Linked DNA regions of Homo sapiens: region 1 is linked to region 2. Evidence: chromatin loops called from intact Hi-C (ENCODE). Cell type or tissue: tibial artery. All regions are shown on one strand. Region 1 overlaps MRTFA (myocardin related transcription factor A). Region 2 overlaps ST13 (ST13 Hsp70 interacting protein).

Evidence for each region. Hi-C counts contacts between places; a loop is a spot of excess contacts. Peaks named below come from ENCODE experiments on the same cell type or tissue, not always from the same donor. Only the 100,000 strongest peaks of a DNase experiment are listed, where the experiment ranks them.
Region 1: it touches region 2 in a loop (7-fold over the local background); 1 of 110 quality-filtered maps calls a loop at or near these places.

Annotation. Positions count from the first base shown.
Region 1 is chr22:40,450,328-40,454,327 of GRCh38, forward strand. The region is part of intron 4 of MRTFA (myocardin related transcription factor A); the gene reads right to left. Among named protein-coding and RNA genes, the nearest start is that of MRTFA-AS1, 69 kb to the right of the region's middle. In tibial artery, no CTCF peak of the experiment used is centred here; no DNase peak of the experiment used is centred here; H3K27ac peaks cover 2,329 bases.
Region 2 is chr22:40,845,402-40,849,401 of GRCh38, forward strand. ST13 (ST13 Hsp70 interacting protein) reads right to left here. Exons shown (of 12, transcript NM_003932.5): 3 at 2,893-2,968. Among named protein-coding and RNA genes, the nearest start is that of ST13, 9.2 kb to the right of the region's middle. In tibial artery, no CTCF peak of the experiment used is centred here; no DNase peak of the experiment used is centred here.

The DNA.
Region 1 (4,000 bases), 400 kb before region 2:
CAAATGAACAGCAACCTGAAAGCACTTGTACTGAAGCGCTTACAAATGACACTTCCACCACCTGATCTCACCAACTATGGATCCTGCTTTGATGCTGTTTTCAATTTTCTTTTTTTTTTTAATAGTGTATTTATTTATTCATTTTTGAGATGGAGTCTAACTCTGTCGCCCAGCCTGGAGTGCAGTGGTGCAATCTGGGCTCACTGCAGCCTCCATCTCCCAGATTCAAGTGATTCTCCTGCCTCAGCCTCCCAAGTAGCTGGGATTACAGGCGCCTGCCACCACAGCTGGCTAATTTTTTTTTTTTTAAAGTAGAAACAGGGTTTCATCACATTGGCCAGGCTGGTCTCAACCACCTGACCTCAAGTGATCCACCCACCTCAATCTCCCAAAGTGCTGGGATTACAGGCTTGAGCCACCACACCCAGCCTCCTCAATTTTCAAAGATTTTTTAAAGTTGAAATTTTGGCGAAAGCATAGCAGGCTGTCATCACAAAAATTCCAATGTGGACAAGAACCAGTATAAACTGTGACTTTCAGGAATTAGCACAGGGTTTGTAGCCAGAAAACCCGGATTGGGTCTGCCTATCTTTCAGTGCCCGTGTAACCTACAGCAAGTCCCATGACCCCTCTGAGGCTCAGTAGCCTCATCTGCAAAATGGCAATTATACTAACTGCTGCACTGGGTAATTATTAGCATTAAAATGAAAGTGCTTTGCCATCTGCTAGAAGCTATGTTAAGTTTAAGGGCTGTTACTGATGTAGCTTTTTTCCTTTATTACCATTCTGGAAGAAACAGCAGGTATATGGAGTCAAATGCTGAGAGCTAATTGGACCGGGCTTGACTTCCATTTTTTGTCTTTCTGTTTTTAGCTGACACACTAAAAATGCCTACAAAAATCCTTTAACAAAGACCATCAACCAAAGAGTTGTCAACAGTTCGAGAGACTGACCATGATAAATGAGCACCAAAATTAAGTTCATGTGAATCAATGAAAGCATTTGGGTGGCGGGGTGTGGAGAAGGGACTGCATATTCTGGGGCAAGCAACGATCCAAACTAGCAGTCATAAAGGGTTCTTCATACACATCCTGTTTTGGTATGCACGCTTGCCACCACCCGTTTTGGCACCGGCTATCACCCCCACCCAAACCAGCAGGAAGACCAACTCCCAAGAATGAATGTAAGAAGTGGAGACGCAGGATGCTCAATCTTTTCCTTCCCAAGAGTGCAAACTGTTCCAGCGTCTCCTGCTCTTGACCCACTGATGGTCAAAGAGGCTCAAGACTGAGACAGGTGAGCACACAATCTCATTTAGCACGAGTATCGACACAGGGAATTCCAAAAGGTTAACATACCAGTGGTCAAATATTTTGAATCTGACCTTCTAGGCTTCTCTTTGACATAGGCCAGGCATGTTTATATCTAGCTTTCATACCACAGCCCAGTCTAAGACCCTGGATCAGTCTATTTTCACTCCAGTATACTTTTTGGCAAAGTGCAAACCAATTTTTTTAAAAAAGCTACTGCCTCTTTCTGAAGTCCCCATAATCAATACGTCTAAGTGATCTGTTTAGAATACAAATTCCAGGTCACCTGTGCCCTCCTGCAAATAACATCCCACCTGGCTGAAGTTTTTTTTTTTTGGTTTTTTTTTTTTTTTTTTTTTTTTTTGAGACAGAGTCTCACCCTGTAGCCAAGGCTGGAGTGCAGTGGTGTGATCTCGGCTCACTGCCACCTCTGCCTCCCAGGTTCAAGTGATTCTCCTGCCTCAGCCTCCCGAGTAGCTGGGACGACAGGCGCGTGCCATCACACCCAGCTAATTTTTTGTATTTTTAGTAGAGACAGAGGTTTCACCACGTTGGCCAGGATGGTCTTGATCTGTTGACCTCGTGATCCACCTGCCTCGGCCTCCCCAAGTGCTGGGATTACTGGCATAAGCTATCGCGCCTGGCCTGAAGACTTTTAAATCACCACCATCATCAGTTATCTATCAGGACTCCCCTTGGGCATGTGATTAAGATGTGTATTGTTCAGGTAAAATAGTTGAGTAGTACCTACAAGTGACGTTATAACCTTCTTTTACTCTTGATAAGAAGTTAGCCTTGGATATCTCAGATTCTTCAATAACCAATTATTAATGAAACTTAACACCTGCTGTACTTTTTAGACATCAAACTGTAACAAGAACTCATATCAAAAAGACTACTTTCAGCCAGGCACAATGGCTCATGACTGTAATCCCAGCACTTTGGGGAGGTCGAGGTGGACGGATCACCTGAGGTCAGGAGTTCGAGCATGGTGAAACCTCGTCTCTACTAAAAATACAAAAATTAGCCGGGCGTGGGTGGCAGGCGCCTGTAATCCCAGCTACCTAGGAGGCCGAGGCAATTGCTTGAACCCAGGAGGCAGAGGATTCAGTGAGCCAAGATTGCCCCACTGCACTCCTGCCTGGGCAACAGAGCAACACTCCGTCTCAAAAAAAAAAAAAAAAAAAAATGATGACGACTACTTTTTATGGCCTATTCAACACAGCTCATGGTTGGATTCTTCTTCGGACCGAACCATGAATACACTCAGAACATGAACACACCACTCACTGCAGAGTATTATTTAAGGATTTGTTGGCAACTGGCCAAGAAGGAGGTTCTATGCTAGTCACTGATCACTGAGGTAGAAACACACTCTACAACAGCAGAAGCGAGACAAGGATGTTGACACAAATGCAACGTAAAATGCCTGGGACTGATGTGCCTTCTCCTGTGATAAAAGAGAAGATTCCTGAAGCCACATACCTAACACAATTTTCTCTCAGCTTCAACTCTAGGGATCAGGTCAGCCTCACTTCTGGAAAACATGTTTCACTGTGATGTTTATCAAATGCAACTTAAACTAGGGATTCAACTACAATTACACAGTCACATTCCTGTAGTGAGGACACATCATCTCACTAGGTAGGGTTCTCTGCCTCTTAAAGAATGAAAAGATAAGGAAACGATCACCAAATGGGTTACACCACCATATCCTGCAACTGAGCTCTGACGGAAGCGGGAGTCCGAGGGCACTGACCGGACTGGGGCAGAGGGCCAACTGCAAGGTTTGGGGAAAGCCTTTTCTGGGCTCCTATTGGAAAGGGGCACTGGGTGGATCATAGCCAAACTTCTTTGACACACAGGGGCAGCAGTTGAGAGATGATCACACAGAGCTTTCAGTAACTCCCAAATGGACTAGAGCGTATGAGAGATGATAAAGGCCCAGAGAGAGAGGATTTGCCCTTGCCTTAGTCCCCACCCAAACTCACTCACTGATGAAGTATCCACTGAGACTTAATGTCTTTGATAGTGTAACACTCCACTTAAAAGCAAACAAGTGCTATTTTCTTGAAACCTACAATTTTAGTTAAAAAAAAAAATTGTTAAAAAAAATAGGAGTGGGGATGGAGGACAGATCACTCTCAAACCAGACCCTCATCTGCCCTGGAATCACTACTGCATTCCCACTGGTAAACATTTCTGTCTCTTGGTAAGTTGCCCAGAAATTTAAAAACATTTCTAACACAGCCACTTGTTTGTTTGCTTTCAAGAGAAAGAGGTTAAAAAGAAACATCTACTCCCAGGAAGAGGGCAAGCTCATAAAATGATAGTCCTGCTAATATATGACCAAAAGGAGAATGATCTTAACAGAGTAGTACCATGCTGACTAGTGGTTCTTTGATTTCTAACAATTTATAGCAATTGTCTTTTAATCCACTGATAGGAAAGAAAGTAAAATTAAGAACTGTATTTATTGGAAAACAGTTCCTATTCCTTTTGGGTGGGGGTGTGAGGGAGGCAGGGTCTCACTCTGTTGCCCAGGCTAGAGTGCAGTGGCACAATCTCAGCTCCCAGGCTAAGCGATCCTCTTGCCTCAGCCTCCTAAGCTGTGACTACAGGCACTTGCTACCACATCCAGCTAATTTCTGTATTTTTTGTAGAGATTAGATTTCGCCATGTTGTCCAGG
Region 2 (4,000 bases):
AAATCCTCCCACCTCGGCCTCCCAAAGCACTAGGATTCCAAGCATGAGCCACTGCACCTGGTCCCTAATTATTTTCATTTTTAAAAGTAGCATGGACAAGTTTTAATTTTAAAATAAAGGCTTACTACTGATGCAGAATCAAGTACCAAGGCTAGATTTAAAAATAAATTTAGTTTCCATATGTACAGTAGTGACCAAAGCTAGTACTTACAACCAAAACAGTAAAGAATGAAAAGCAGTATCTTGCTTTTCAAATTGTCATTTAACAGTTGTCAGTTAAATGACAACTGTAATTTGTTGCAAGTGGAAAACGAGTTTTATATATATATACACACACACACGCACGTATCATTTAAAAAGAACACATTTGCAAATAGTTAATTTGATAAGAAGTTTCCTTAGTCAAAAAAAAAAAATTTAAAATCACCCACCTAAAATCAGAATTACTGTCCAGCAACAACAAAACTTGACGCATGACTGACAAACTATATATATACATATATGTATATGGTGTACAATGCGATGTTTTAACATACAGGCATATCGTTTTTTGAGACGGAGTTTCGCTTTTGTTGCCGAGGTTGGAGTGCAGTGGCGCAATCTTGGCTCACCGTAACCTCTGCCTCCCAGGTTCAAGCAATTGTCCTGCGTCAGTCTCCCAGGTAGCTGGGATTACAGGCATGTGTCACCACACCTGGCTAATTTTGTATTTTTAGTAGAGATGGGGTTTCTCCATGTTAGTCAGGCTGGTCTCCAACTCCCGACCTCAGGTGGTCCACCCGCCTCAGCCTCCCAAAGTGCTGGGATTAAAGGTGTGAGTCACCGTGCCTGACCTCAGGCATACCTCATTTTATTGTGTTTCACTTTACTGCACCTCACATAATGAAATGATTCTCACCCATCATATTAATAACTATCCATCTCACATATTTATTTGTTTTTGGTGAGAACACTGAAGATCCAGTCTCTTAACAAATTTCAAGTATACAGTATTATAGTCATGCTGTATACTGGATCTCTGGAATTTATTCAGATTATAGCTCAAAGTTTATGCCCTTTAACACGGTAAAAAAATTTTAATCCATTTTTTAACAGCAACTAAGCTTGTCTATCAAAGTTTGATTTGTATACAAAAAAGAAAACACTTTTAGGTGGAGAGTTGGTTAAAAAATTTATTGTAGTTTTAGAAACTGGTAGAAAGTAAGACTAAAGAGGCATTTTATAAAAAGTAAAAGATCTTCAATTTAGCACTCAAACAACTGCCAGTAGAATGTAAGACCTCTAATGATATCAAAGATAATTTGATTCAGGCCAGGCGTGGTGGCTCACACCTGTAATCCCAGAACTCTGGGAGGCCAAGACGGGCAGATCACCCGAGGTCAGGAGTTTGAGACCAGCCTGGCCAACATGGTGAAACTCTGTCTCTCCTGAAAATACAAAAAAATTAGCCAGGCATGGTGGCATACGCCTGTAGTCCCAGCTACTCAGGAGGCTGAGGCAGGAGACTCGCTTGAACCCAGGAGGGAGAGGTTGCAGTGAGCCGAAACTGTGCCACCACACTCCAGCCTGGGTGGCAGAGCGAAACTCAAGTCTTCCAAAAAAACCCCAAAAAAACAACAAAAAAAAACTGATTCAAAATTTAAAACATTTCAAGTACTTTTCTTCAGGTTCTGTGATATAAGAGACTTCCAAATTCATGAAGAAATTTAGTCAATTTGTGGCCAAAAAACCAACCAAACTCATAGCACAGATAACTACTCTTCTAAATATGAACCAGTTTTATCAACATGGTTGTAAGAACTAAACAAATACTATTTTTTGGCACTCAATTCAGTTATGGGAAAACTTTTGGCTGGGCATGGTGGCTCACATCTGTAATCCCAAACACTTTGGAGGCCAAGGCAGGTGGATCACCTGAGATCAGGAGTTCAAGACCAGCCTGACCAACATGGCAACATGGCAAAACCCTGTCTCTACAAAAAAAAAAAAATACAAAAATTAGCCGTGCCTGGTGGCACACGCCTGTAGTCCCAGCTACTAGGGAGGCTGAGGCATGAGAATTGATTGAACCTGGGAGGTGGAGGCTGCAGTGAGCTGAGATCACACTGCTGCACTCCAGCCTGGGCGACACAGTGAGACTCCGTCTCAAAAAAAGAAAAAAAAAAAAAAAAAGAAAACTTTTTAAGTATGCTTAGAACAACTTTAATATGTAACCCAACTTTTTCTAATACAAACATTATGAAGTCTGATTTATTATCAATGAAAATGTAAAACCTGAATTGAGGGGTGCCACATGTGTAAAATACCCTTTGGAGTTTGAATGCTATTAAAAAAAGAAGCAAAATAAATTATTAACAAATATTGAGGCCAGGTGCAGTGGCTCACGCCTGTAATCTCAGCACTTTGGGAGGCCAAGGTGGGTGGATCACGAGGTCAGGAGTTCGAGGCCAGCCTTGCCAACATGGTGAAAGCCCGTCTTTACTAAAATTATAAAAATTAGCCGAGTGTGGTGGCAGGTTCCTCTAATCCCAGTTACTCGGGAGGCTCAGGCAGGAGAATGGCTTAAACCTGGGAGGTGGAGGTTGCAGTGAGCCGAGATTGTGCCAGTGCACTCCAGTCTGGGTGACAAGAGCACGACTCCATCTCAAAAAGAACAAAAAAACAAAAAAAAATATTGATTACACATGTCAATATTTCAACCAATATGCCATTAATATCTGAATTTATTTCATGTTTCCTTTTACTTTCTAAAATGTGACTACTAGAACATTCTAAGTTTCATATGTGCCATTATATTTCTATTACACAGTGCTGATTTAAGTCACTTTAATAAAAATCAACAAAGTATCACATCATAGGTTTTCAAATACAAACTAACTACCGTCTCCTCACCTAGATCACTTTCCTCACTTGATGGTTCGTCTGCCTTTAAGTCTTCCTCCACCTTCTTACTATCAGGTTTTTCTTCCTAGCAAAGGGAAGACAAACAGTACTATCAGTATTTAATAACATACCGAATATTTATACTAATTTCTACAAATCTATGTATAAACTGTCAAATATGGCCAGGCATGGCGGCTCATGCCTGGAATTCCAGCACTTTGGGAGGCTGGGGTGGGTGGATCATTTGAGGTTAGGAGTTCAAGACTAGCCTGGCCAACACGGTGAAACCATCTCTACTAAAAATACAAATTAGCCGGACGTGGTGGTGCCCGCTTGTAATCCCAGCCACTTGGGAGGCTGAGGCAGGACAATCACTTGAACCTGGGAGGCGGAGGTGGCAGTGAGCTGAGATCATGCCACTGCACTCCAGCCTGGGCGACAGAGCAAGACTGTGTCTCAAAAATAAAAAAACAACTGTTCAAAATAAAGTTTGAACATTGACAATAAACAGTTTAGAGATTATAAATAGCCTCATGTCCACTCACATTATATTTTATTGCCAAATTTAGTAAAAATCTTTACAAGGGTTTTTGAGTTTTGGAACTGCAAATAAGAACCTGTGGAATTACAATAATAAACAATGAAAATTCAAAGAATTTAAAAGTGCACGACATATAGAAAGCAACACTTTCTTCCCATCCTATAAATAACCAGTGTGGTTTCTTGTATATCCCATTGCAGGATAGTCTCTCTATATATGAAACAACTCTATCCTTTGCCTTTTGCATTTAACAACGCTGTGTATCTTGTAAATTATATACCATTATCAGCCTACCTTCATCTATTCACTCAACCATATATTGTTAACCATTTTTAGGTTGCTTCCCTGTTACTTAAAAAATTAGAACCAAGGCAGGGCGCAGTGGCTCATGCCTGTAATTCCAGCACTTTGGGAGTCCGAGGTGGGTGGATCACGAGGTCAGGAGATTGAGACCATCCTGGCTAACATGGTGAAACCCCTTCTCCACTAAAAACACAAAAAAATTAGCCGGACGTGGTGGTGGGCACCTGTAGTCCCAGCTACTCAGGAAGCTGAGGCAGGAGAAGGGCGTGAACC